2 separate regions of the Mus musculus genome follow, and region 2 is linked to region 1. A link is a loop called in an ENCODE intact Hi-C map of the cell type or tissue named here. Cell type or tissue: heart. All regions are shown on one strand. Links, peaks and the distances in the headings refer to the core of each region. The heading gives the core; the rest is flanking DNA. Region 1 holds the start of Tmem185b (transmembrane protein 185B). Region 2 has its middle 10 kb from the start of Gm46145.

Region 1 (5,375 bases), core at 142-5,141:
AAAAATACTTTTTAAACAATACTTTTGGTAGGCATAAGTAGCACTTTAAAACAAACAGCTATGTAGTTTTCAGGTCTTTTGAAGGCCTAGAAACAATTCGATTTACCACCTTTGGCTAGCTCACAAGATGTGGGCCTGGAAAGCAAGTTCTCTTGCACATTATGTACACATCCCACAGTCCTACAGTTTCCCCCTTCTGCCTACGGCACACAATGACCACTGCAAGAGACTTCTGTCTCAGTGTGGATGTAAAATGAGGGGGACCTGTTTCCAATTCCAGGACTGGATGAACACAAGAAAAAAGCAAAGTGGAATTCAAGGGTATATGGTTCTTATTTCACTGAAAGGCCCAGCCTGTGAGTTTAGTCTGGCATATCAATGTTTAACTTGGGAGGTGGAGGCACATATTTCCCAGGGCTCTGTGTTATAACTACCCGCGCCTTCTTTCCAAACATTGGAGCAATTTTCGGAGCTTCTGACACCGATGCGTCTTCAGCATCTTCACTGTCTTCGTGATGGAGATCGTAAGAGATATTTCCATATTCTCTTAAAAACGGAAAAACTTCTAGTAGAAACTGACAGAAATCCCTGCGAATCCCAAACCACCAATGATTGCCCCCTTTCCGCCTGAACGTTGTAGCCATCAAAGTCAGTAATGAGAGCCAAAGCGGGATGAAAATGGAAATGTAAGAGAACGTATTGTGGTCATCCAGTCTGTGAACTAGCAGGACCTCAAAAATGAGCAGGGGCACGACAATGGTGATCCAGCTGATGGCCATGGTCACATGTGTTCTTCGCTGCTCTGCAACCACATCCAGGGACCGCAGGAATAGGAGGGACCACACGATGTAATAGAGAACTACCAGGCAGAGGAATGACATGAGGATCCACAGGGGCACGAACACCACTAGCCACGGCCAGTGGATAATCCTGTCCAGCCTCAGGGCGATGAAGATGAACTGCAGGATGTTGACAGAGCACAGGATCTCCAGTTCCAAAGACCTGTCGTGTCGGAAGCCCCAGACACAGGCGGCCACGGACACAGGGGAAACGAAGAAGAGTGGCATGAAGACCAGCAGCCAAAAGTGGGTGCCCCTCTCCACCCTGTCGCAGACTAGTATCTCAAACATGAGTAGTAGCAGGTGGATGCCCACGGCGATAAGCATGGCTTTGAATTCCACGCAGGCTTCCCCCTCTGTACGGTAGCGTGGGTTGCGGGCCCACACGCCCGCACCCACCGAGGCGCCCACGATGACCAGGAGCTTCCACAGCCAGATGGGGGCGAAGACTGCCCAGTAGCTCCACTGGATGATGCCGTCCAGGCGCAGGGGCAGCAGCACGGAGAAGAGTAGCAAGCAGGCATAAATGAGGAACTTACTGGGGTTGAAGTCCTGGAACAGGCCCCTGGGGTTCATGGCGAAGGCTGTACTGCCTCTAGATGGGCATCCGCCCGCTGCGTGTTAGAGGCTCCAGACCGCAGCTCCGAGGGGCCGGAACACGTGCGAGCAGTCACGTGGCCCGGCCGGAAGCGAGCCGAGGGCACAGCGTGCGCTGGCCGCGAACGGTACGGTGCCTACGCCGGGGACACTGCCCCAACCCCGTAGCTCAGGCTTCAGTGGATGCTCACGCCGTCTGCCTTCATTTCGCAGCCACGAGGCCGACGCCGCGTTGCGTGCGGAGTCGGATGGGACCTGGCGCGCTGCGGACTCGGCGACCCGCAGACCCGCTGCCTGTGAGCTGGCCGAGACCTTCGGAGGACGCTTCCTGGAGGAGGCCGGAACATGGAGGAGGGAGTGAGCTCACATCCTCCCGGCAGGCTCGGGGGCGGGGCCCGGGACGGGGCGGGGTCGGAGAGCGGTGGGAGCAGAGCTGGGCGGAGGGCAGGGCGAGCCGGTCCCCGCAGGGGTTTGGGGTCTTTCCGAGTGGGGAGGGCAAGAGCAGCGCGTTGTCTGGCCCCGGAGCCTGGGGGTGCACGGGCAAAGGCGGGTGGCGGGCGAGCGAAGGGAGTCTGAGAGCGCGCCGGTAACTGTGACTGCCCAGCACGGATGGAAGGACGCGCGAGGAGCAGTGGCTTTGACCCTGGGTTCGGCGCGAAGGCCGGGGGGGGGGGGGGGTGCAGGCAGTCAACGGGTTAGGGCTCTGCCCAGGGCAAAACTCCACAGAGCCACTAGCGATTCTCAGGCTGCCCCTAAAAGGTGGTGCGGAGCGCCTAGGTGCTTACCAATACTCTTCTGCCCTTTGTCACCTGGTGGAGGGGTACCTGGGAGGGTGCCCCACCAGGCCAGAAACAGCTCCCTGAGGGAGCAAGTGAAGAAACTGGACCCAGAGAAGGCCTGGTTAGCGGCAGAATTAGGGCTTGGATTTAGGGCTCCCAACCTTGAGTCTCATTTTCATTTATCAGACACTGCATGAGTCTGATTCTTTTAGAACTATGTTAGGAAAAGGTGCAAGGGTCAAGAAATTTTGGTTGTACCCCAGACCCTGCCAGCCACCGGCTGAAAAGGGAAGCAAATCCATCCCAACCCACCCCCTCTCTGATAAGCTGCAATGGGTTTGTGGTTTAGATACTATTTTTTTCTGACCTGCTGGGCAGAACTAAAGGGTTCTTTCCTCCCTTCTCTGACCCTTGCTCAGCAGAGCCCTGGTTGCTAGTCCTTGCTTTTCAGCCCCGGGGCCTCGCCCTTCAGGTTCCCTGAAGTGGGATAAAAATGCATGAAAGTCTTAGGCCATTAGAGGAAAATGAGGGGGTGGAAATGGATGGCTGCCAATCTCTGCAGTTGGAGTATAGGGCTCCCAGGGGGAAGCAGAGAACCTTCACGGACGCTACTGCCTCTTCTTTCAGCCCTTCCAGAGAAAAGTGGGGACAGCTGCTAAGCCCCAGGCTTTCCTCATTCATGATGGGCACCAAGGAGTTGCATAAGGGTTGCTGGAGATTAGTGCCAGACGGCAGAGTGCCCCCCAAGCCCAGAAATTGCAACAGGTGAACCAGTGTCCAGGCCCTCTGTTTCTACAGAGCCGATTGGAGTGATGGCCCCTACTGGGCATCAGTTTAGTTTCTTGGCTTTTTTGGTGCTCCTACCGTTTAAAAAGAATGCTGCCGTAGAAAAGGGTCTTTGTGTGTGTGTGGTGTGCATGTGTTTGCACATTCAAGTGTGTGTGTGTGTGTGTGTGTGTGTGTGTGTGCAGATGCACATAGAGGCTTGAAATTCACATCAGGTGTCAACCAGTTTGCCCAGGGGATCTCTTCTCTGCTTCCGAAGGACTGGATTGTAGAGAGCTATCATGCCTGTCTAGCTTTGTATGGATTCTGTACCAAAGTTGAAGACCAAACTGCTCCTCAGACTGCGGGGCAGCTAGATAAGTACTTCATCCACTGAGCCGTTCTTCCCAGCACAGCTACCCTGAAGCTAGCATACAAACTGAATGTTAAAATAGCTCCTGTGCTGGAGTGTGTGGGGTGTAGCACCCCTGGCCACCAACATGGGCCTCCCTATTCTGAGGGTGCGTGGCTTTGGGAGACTGAGCCCAGAGAACAGGAAGTAGTGTATTGTAAAGTTTGGGGAGCCCCTGAGATGTGGCCTGACATAGTGTCCTCCTCTCACCACCCGTGTTGGGCAGCCTCAGTCTCAGCCCTCGGTCTAACCTGAGTTTCTCCTGAACTCACCTAGTCCCCTGCTGACCCCTTGTGTTGGGGGAGAGGATGTGTGTTTATAGGGGACAGAGAGTGTCAGGAGTCCTGATCTGCCAATCTTCACCTTAGTCCCTTGAAACAAAATCTCTCCTGGCCTGGACATAGGTTGGCCAACAAGCTCCAGCGTCCACGTCCCCCCACCCTGTCCTCCAGCACGGGACTTACCGGAAGCCGCTTCAGATGTGACTGCTTGGGATTTGCCCTCAGGTCCTCAAACTCCACTGGACAAATTCTTTCAGCATGGAGCCTTCTTCCCAACCCCCACTCCAGGTGACACCTGGCCACATTTCCAGCCTTTGGCTCAAGCCTGGATCTTTCCAAGGCCTCAGCCCTTGCTGAACGTGCTCTGAGCTAATACTGCAAACCTGGGAAGTTCCTTTTCAGATCCATATAGTTTAGTCGTATCTACTATGTCACAGAGAAGCCATGGTCCATCTGGTTCTTTCTGTCAGCTCCTGTCCCTAAACAGAGCACAGTCCCATCTCTGCCTACAACAGCAGGGTCCAGCTCCCACATCCTTTCTACGTATTGTGGAGGTGGAGGAGGCCCAATGCTGTAGCAAGCTACCAAGGCTGTCCTGTCCTATCTGAGACAGAAACGATAACCTCCTCAAAGTGCAGACAAAGAGAGTCGTGTATAAGAACCTGGTGCTGGGATCCCAGCTGTAGTGGCCATTGTCACCGGCTATCTCTGCATCAATTAGATGCCGCCTCCCACAAGGACAGGTGCCACTGTCCTAGGGCTTCCAGCAGTCCTGCTGCTCTGACCTTGTCATCTATCAGCCTCATGCCCACGCAGGCCTGTGAGGAAACAAAAGTACTAGTGAGGCTGAAGTGACTGTGCCCGCCTGGACTGAGCATCAGCCCTGCCCCACCCACCCAACTGAGCAGCACCCCCACCCTCATCCCAGGACTGAGCATCAGCTCCGCCCCCCCCCCACACACACACAGACTGAGCAGCAGCCCTCCCCACCCCTCCACCCTCCCCCCCCCACACACACACACAGAGCAGCAGGGCGGCCACATACAAATGGTAAGGCTGCAGCTCTAGGGGTCACTCAGAGCAGGTGCTTGCTGGACATAGTGTTTCAGAGCATGCTGTCACCTGCAGCTGACCTGAAAGGCTCTGCTCAACCCTAGGTCTGGGTTTCTTCAGCTCTTTCCTGGTGTTCTCCTAGCACCTGATTTGTCCTGAGATACAGATTCAAGAGATTACAGCCCCCAGGGAGCCAAGTTTCATCAGGACCTTTGAAACTTAGTCTCAGGCCTTAGCAGCTTTCCTTGTATGAGTTCATTCCTTAGCTTGTGTATTAACTAGACAGTTAAAGTCCCGGCATCTGCCCTGTGACCCAGCCCTGTCCTAGACACATGATGCAACATGGAGCTCCTCCCATGGCTTCTCCTGTGCTGTCGCCTTCCCAGTTCTAGTGTATGTCACTTCCTCCAAGAAGCCCTCCATGACTATGCTCCCTGCACACAGCACCCCGTATTGTTTTCCCCGTTTGTTTTGTGTCTGCCAGTGCACATATGCCATAGCAGTGTGGGGGAATCAGAGGACAACCCTGGGTGCCTGTCCTCACTCCCCACCTTGCTTTAGGGAAAGTCTCTTGTTGGCTACAGCATGCATGAGGCTAGGCTGCCCTGGAGCTTCTGGGGTCCCCTGCCTCTCTCTGCCTTCTCTCGCT
Region 2 (5,375 bases), core at 296-5,295, 61 kb after region 1:
ATAAAGAGAATATGTTCTATGGATGTGTGATGAGTTATGGGGGATGGGATGTCTCAGTGGGCCCATGCCAAGACATCCTTTTCCCCTGAGGGACCAGCCGCACAACGGTATAGTATAGAAGAGAGTTTATTCAGGGCATGAGGAAGGGCATTAAGAGGGTAGTAGAGGCAGAGAAAGACAGACAGACAGACACACAGAGAGAGACAGAGAGAGAGAGAGAAGAGAAGAGAAGAGAAGAGAAGAGAAGAGAAGAGAAGAGAAGAGAAGAGAAGAGAAGAGAAGAGAAGAGAAGAGAAGTAGAGGTCAGCCATGAGCATGTGGAGAGAGGGGGAAGGGAATACAGAAGGGAAGGGAAGGGGGAAGGGAAGAGACCAAGAGGGCAAGAGAGAAGCAAGAGAGCAAGACAGCAAGAGTAAGAGAGGAAAGAGCAAGAGGCAAGCAGTGTGACATGTGGTTGCTGGGATTTGAACTTCGGACCTTCGGAAGAGCAGTCGGGTGCTCTTACCCACTGAGCCATCTCACCAGCCCCCTTGATTGTATTGTATTGTATTGTATTGTATTGTATTGTATTGTATTGTATTGTTTCTTTTAAAATACAATACAATACAATCTCATTGTCTGCCCTAGAACTCACTCTGTAGATCAGGCTGGCCTCAAATTCACAGAGTGCTCTCAAGTGCTGGGGGTAAAGGCACGTGCCACCGCCGCCGCCGCCACCACCACCACCACCACCACCACCACCACCACCACCACCACCACCACCTGGCTCAAGTCTTCTTTTTAATGTTTCGTTGGAGACAATGACACTCAGTCTTGTATTTTGTCCTGGTTTCTTTTTTTTTCCCCCAGCAACTGTTTCCTCTTGGCAGACCCAAGTGGAGGGACCAGTGCCTGGCCCCTGGGCATGCTCATTTTAACCAGAGGCGCCATGGCAACCCTTTGCCTGTAGGAGCTGAGCTGGGGCTTGATTTGCAGTCAAGTGAGGATGCCTTGGGTTCCCTGGGGCTGGTTTCATTCGTCCCCTTTCTCTGTCTGCTGCAAGGCGGTGAGTTGATTACCCATCTGCAGTGCATGCTTGGGACCTCTCCTTCCTCCGGACTTTTGTAGCTATTTCGTTTCTGTTCTGAGATGGGTTCATGAGGCCCAGGCTTTGCTCTGATTCCGAGACTCTCCTGCCTCTATCTGCTGCGTACTGGGAGCAGAGGCATGCAACACCATGGCTGACCGGCTTCCAATTCTGTAAGTAGCTAAAGATGACTTTGAATTCCTGATTCTCCTGCCTCCATCTCCCCCATCCCCCAAGTGCTACAAGTACAGATGTGCACCATTATACTGAGTTTGTGCAGTGCTGGGCGTGGAAACCAGGGCTTCCTACACTGTAGGCAAGCATTCTATCACACTCCCATCTTGTTAAGTAATTCTTGTGTATTTTCAGTAGTTACAAGTAGAAATGCTCTCCTAAACATCTGACTTACTCAGATATAAGCAAATATATAAAACAAATAACATTGTAAGTTTAAACCTACTGTAGAAATGTAATGACAGACTGCTACTGCCTCTCACAGATAAAACCTTGGTTTGGGTGAGGATTTGGAGACAGGATGACATCTTGGTCCATGTTGCATCTTCACTTCTACATAAATGCAAACAGGAGAGGGTGACAGTCGAGTGTGGGAGACGTTGGGGGTTGGATTCCTGCTGTAGGGATTCACAGTGCAGGGTCTTCATGTCCCAGGGTGGTGGCCAGGACTGCCATGTATTACCTCTGTCCTGTGATCAAATCCCTAACAAGAGAAATATAAGGAGGAAGGGTTTGCTGGGGCTCACAGCCCATTCTGGTGGGGAAGGCACAGCAGCAGGAACCCGAGGCAGCTGCTCCCAGGGCACCCACAGTCAGGCAGCAGAGAGATGGATACTTTGGGGGTGTTCTCTACTCTGTTAGCCTAGTCTAGACAATCCCTTATAGACATGCCCAGAAGTTTGCGTCCATGATGATTCTAAAGTCCATCAGGTTGACAACTGATTAGTCACACCAGCAATCCCTCCAATCTTAATTAGCATCCTGCACTGTGCAGATCAGTTCTTCTATTAGAGAAAACAAATTGAGGGCTAGGCAGGTGACAGAGTAGGTAAAAGGACCTGCTGTTCAAATCCTGAACAGGTAACAGGCAGAGCATAGCTATGACTGTCTCTAACTGCAACACTGGGAGGAAGCAGGGGTGGGGGTGGGGATGGGGATAGGAGGATCCAAGAACTTGTGGGCCAGCCGTAATAGTGACCTTCCGCTCAGTCAGAGACCCTGAGAATAAGCCATAGGACAGTAGTTGGTGATATCCAGCAGCATCCTCTGGTCTCTCTCTCTCTCTCTCTCTCTCTCTCTCTCTCTCTGTGTGTGTGTGTGTGTGTGTGTACATGGCACAAACCCAGCACACCTATATACATGCAACACACACACAGACCAGATTTTTATTTTACATTATTTTGATGTGTGCTTAAATCGTTTTCACCTTCCAGAGACACTCAGATTAACACAGGTAAAGAAAATAAGACTCCCTTCCCCCTTTTTGTCTTCTATGGGTAAATTCCAGCACTTCCTTAGACACAGAAAGAGGGATCCATATTCCTGAAACCCTGGCAGTGCTCTTTGTAATGTGATCCCACCTCCACCAGCAACTTTCTGCCTCCAGCCCCTGCCCACCCTGTGTGGGTGTGTCTAGGCGCTATCTCAATACTTCCTGCAAGTGAAGGTTGGAGATGCATATTGGTATCTTCTTCCACCCTATTTTATTTTTAAGTTTTAAAAGCTGTATGTATGTATGTATGTATGTATGTATGTATGTATGTATGTATGTATGTATTAATAGTGGGGAGAGGCATATGCTATGGCATGTCTTTGGAGTGCCAGACGACAGACAGCTAGCCAGAGCTGGCTCTTTCCTTCCCCATATGGGCTCCAGGGATCCAGCTCAGGTTGTCTGGCTTGGTGGCAAGGACCTTTCCCCTCAGAATCACCTTCTGATTTTTCTATCTTCTATGAGTGGTGTTTTGCCAGTATGTATGCCTGTGCACCATGTGACTGTAATGCCAGAAGAGGCCAGCAGGGGTCTTTAGATCCTATGGAGAGGGAATTAAAAGTGAAGGGACAGACACACGCTGGTGCTGAGAATAGCCTGGGTCTTCAGAAAGAACAGCCAGTTCTCTTAGCTGCTGAGCCATCCCTCCACCCTCTAAGCCATTCTTCTGGGATGGGGCTTTTCAACTGACCCTATAAGAGGTATAAACTGATGGCAGGACCATTTGAAGAGGAAGGTTTTATTGTAGATACAAGAGAGAACAGGGTGTCAGGCTTAGTTAGCTGCAAGTGTCTACCTGACCTGAGTCATCTCAACAGCCCTGTTTTCTTTTCTTTTTTCTTTCATTCATGCTCTCTCTCTCTCTCTCTCTCTCTCTATATATATATATATATATATATATGATCTCGTTGCTGTCTTGCTAAATATCTGAGAGTGACCTTGACCTCCTGCCTCTACCTCCCAGGTGCTGGGGTGGCAGTGTGCACTCCCACACCCTGATATCCCCCCTTATAACCTTCTGTCCACACTCTGTTTCCCAGCTGCACATACTGCAGGCACCCAGTCCTCGTAGATCTGGAGATCTGAGCATCACCGCTGTCCCCCCACTCAGATCTCATCTTAGGAAGAGCTAGAGGTTAACTTTTAACCTCCACACATACACACACACACACACATATACAAATATTAATTATTTAATTAAAGCCAAGTTTCCCACCTTACTTCCCAACCATTTCTGCAGTTCTCTTCTTCGTGGGGCTCCTAGAGTTCTCTTTCAGGTCCTCTGCCTGTCTGACCTCAGCTGTGCTTTTAACGTGTGTGCCTCAGCCACTCAACATTCTGATGCTCCACATATTTCTGGCTCTGCTCACTGTGAGCTCCCTGAGCCGGACACTTGCAGAAAGAGCTGGTCTGAGAGTCACCCTCTAAGCAGACACCCTTCTGGGAAGACACCGTCCAGTTCCTAGTCTCATCTGGGATGCCACACCATGCTAACAACCTGGACTCCTCGTGGTCACCCTGAGCACTATTCCTCTTGGAAGTGTTTTTGGGAGTCCCTGCTCTGCGGCCCTCTCCTTCCAGATTCTCTCTTTGCTCCTCCCCTACCTCCCTCTTCACCAGCCGCTCTAACCTCCCTCCAGCTGCCCCATGTGTCTGTGGTTCCTGTCTCTACTCTCACAGTGCCGTCCTCTGTGCCTTTAAAGGGGACACTGACGCCACAGCATTTTTCATACAAAAAAGACACATTTGGGCCAGGAGGATGGCTTAGTTGGTAAAGTAGCTGCCATGCACGTATGTGGAGTAGTTTGAGCCCCAGAACCTACATGCCAGCCCAGCTTATGTGTCAAGCTCTGGGCCAATCACAGAGCCTGTCTCAGAAAATAAGGTGGGTGGTTCTTAAGGAACAACATCTAAGGTTGACCTGTGGCTCCCACATACATGTGCACAGTGCTCCGGGACATGCATGAACATGCGCACACATGCGTGCACATAGAAGAATGCCACACACACCATGTCCTGGCTGTCCTGTTTTTGTTTTATGGGCTGGAAGATCTTTATCTTCCAGAGTGGAGTTTGCTGTGGCAGACAGCTTTAAAAGTTGACATTTCTTTCCTTTTATTTAAAGAAGTATTTGTGTGTGTTTGTGTGTGTGTGCGCACACGCGCGTATGAGTGCATAAGTGTGCATGTGTGTGTATGAATGCACACATTAGAGTGAGACAGTGGGTTTCCTGCCCTGTCACTCTCCACCTCAGTCTGGGAAGGTTTCTTTCTCATTGAATCTGGAGCTAGGATGGCAGTCAGCAAGTCCCAGTCATTCTCCTGCCTCTGCCCTCACAGCCCTGGGATTGCAGGCTCCTGCTCTCCTACACAGCCCCACGGAGGATTTCAGGTCTGTGCTGGGAATGTGCTTTTACCCACAGAGCCATCTCCTGAGCCCGAAGGTGACATTTCTTCTCAAGTGCTATCCTAAACTATCTGGGTACTTGTCTCATCCCGAGAGGACACCCACAGAGGGCTGTGCAGTCAGGGTTTGGGGAGTGGGCGCAGCAGAGGCCCCACAGGAGATGCAGAGGGAGGCTTATCTTCATATAAAAGTTGCCCATCACCTAAACCTGGAAGTCACCAGTTACCTCCGGCTGCAGCCTGCTGACTGGCTGGATGTGAGAGGTGTAGAATCCAGAGGGCTGGCTCCACCCGTAGCCTTCGACTGCAGAAGACTCAGAGCAGCTTCCTAAAGCTCTGTGTTTGGTGGAACTGGGATTCTAACTTGGGAGGTGCCTGCAGCAGACAGTGGGGCCAG

What was found. A loop is a pair of places that touch in the nucleus more often than their neighbours do. Peaks named below come from ENCODE experiments on the same cell type or tissue, not always from the same donor. Only the 100,000 strongest peaks of a DNase experiment are listed, where the experiment ranks them.
Region 2: a loop joins it to region 1, with 2.1 times the contacts of the local background. A loop is called at or near these places in 5 of 42 quality-filtered maps.

What each region holds. Positions count from the first base shown.
Region 1 is chr1:119,522,551-119,527,925 of GRCm38, reverse strand. It overlaps Tmem185b (transmembrane protein 185B), which reads right to left and starts at 1,772. Exons shown (of 1, transcript NM_146103.2): 1 at 1-1,772. The coding sequence starts at 1,415. The coding sequence ends at 363. In heart, for the core only: a CTCF peak has its summit at 2,801; DNase peaks (open chromatin) are centred at 1,815 and 2,765; H3K4me3 peaks cover 2,183 bases; H3K27ac peaks cover 1,963 bases.
Region 2 is chr1:119,461,311-119,466,685 of GRCm38, reverse strand. No RefSeq gene overlaps it. Among named protein-coding and RNA genes, the nearest start is that of Gm46145, 10 kb to the right of the region's middle. In heart, for the core only: a CTCF peak has its summit at 3,086 (motif pointing right); no DNase peak of the experiment used is centred there.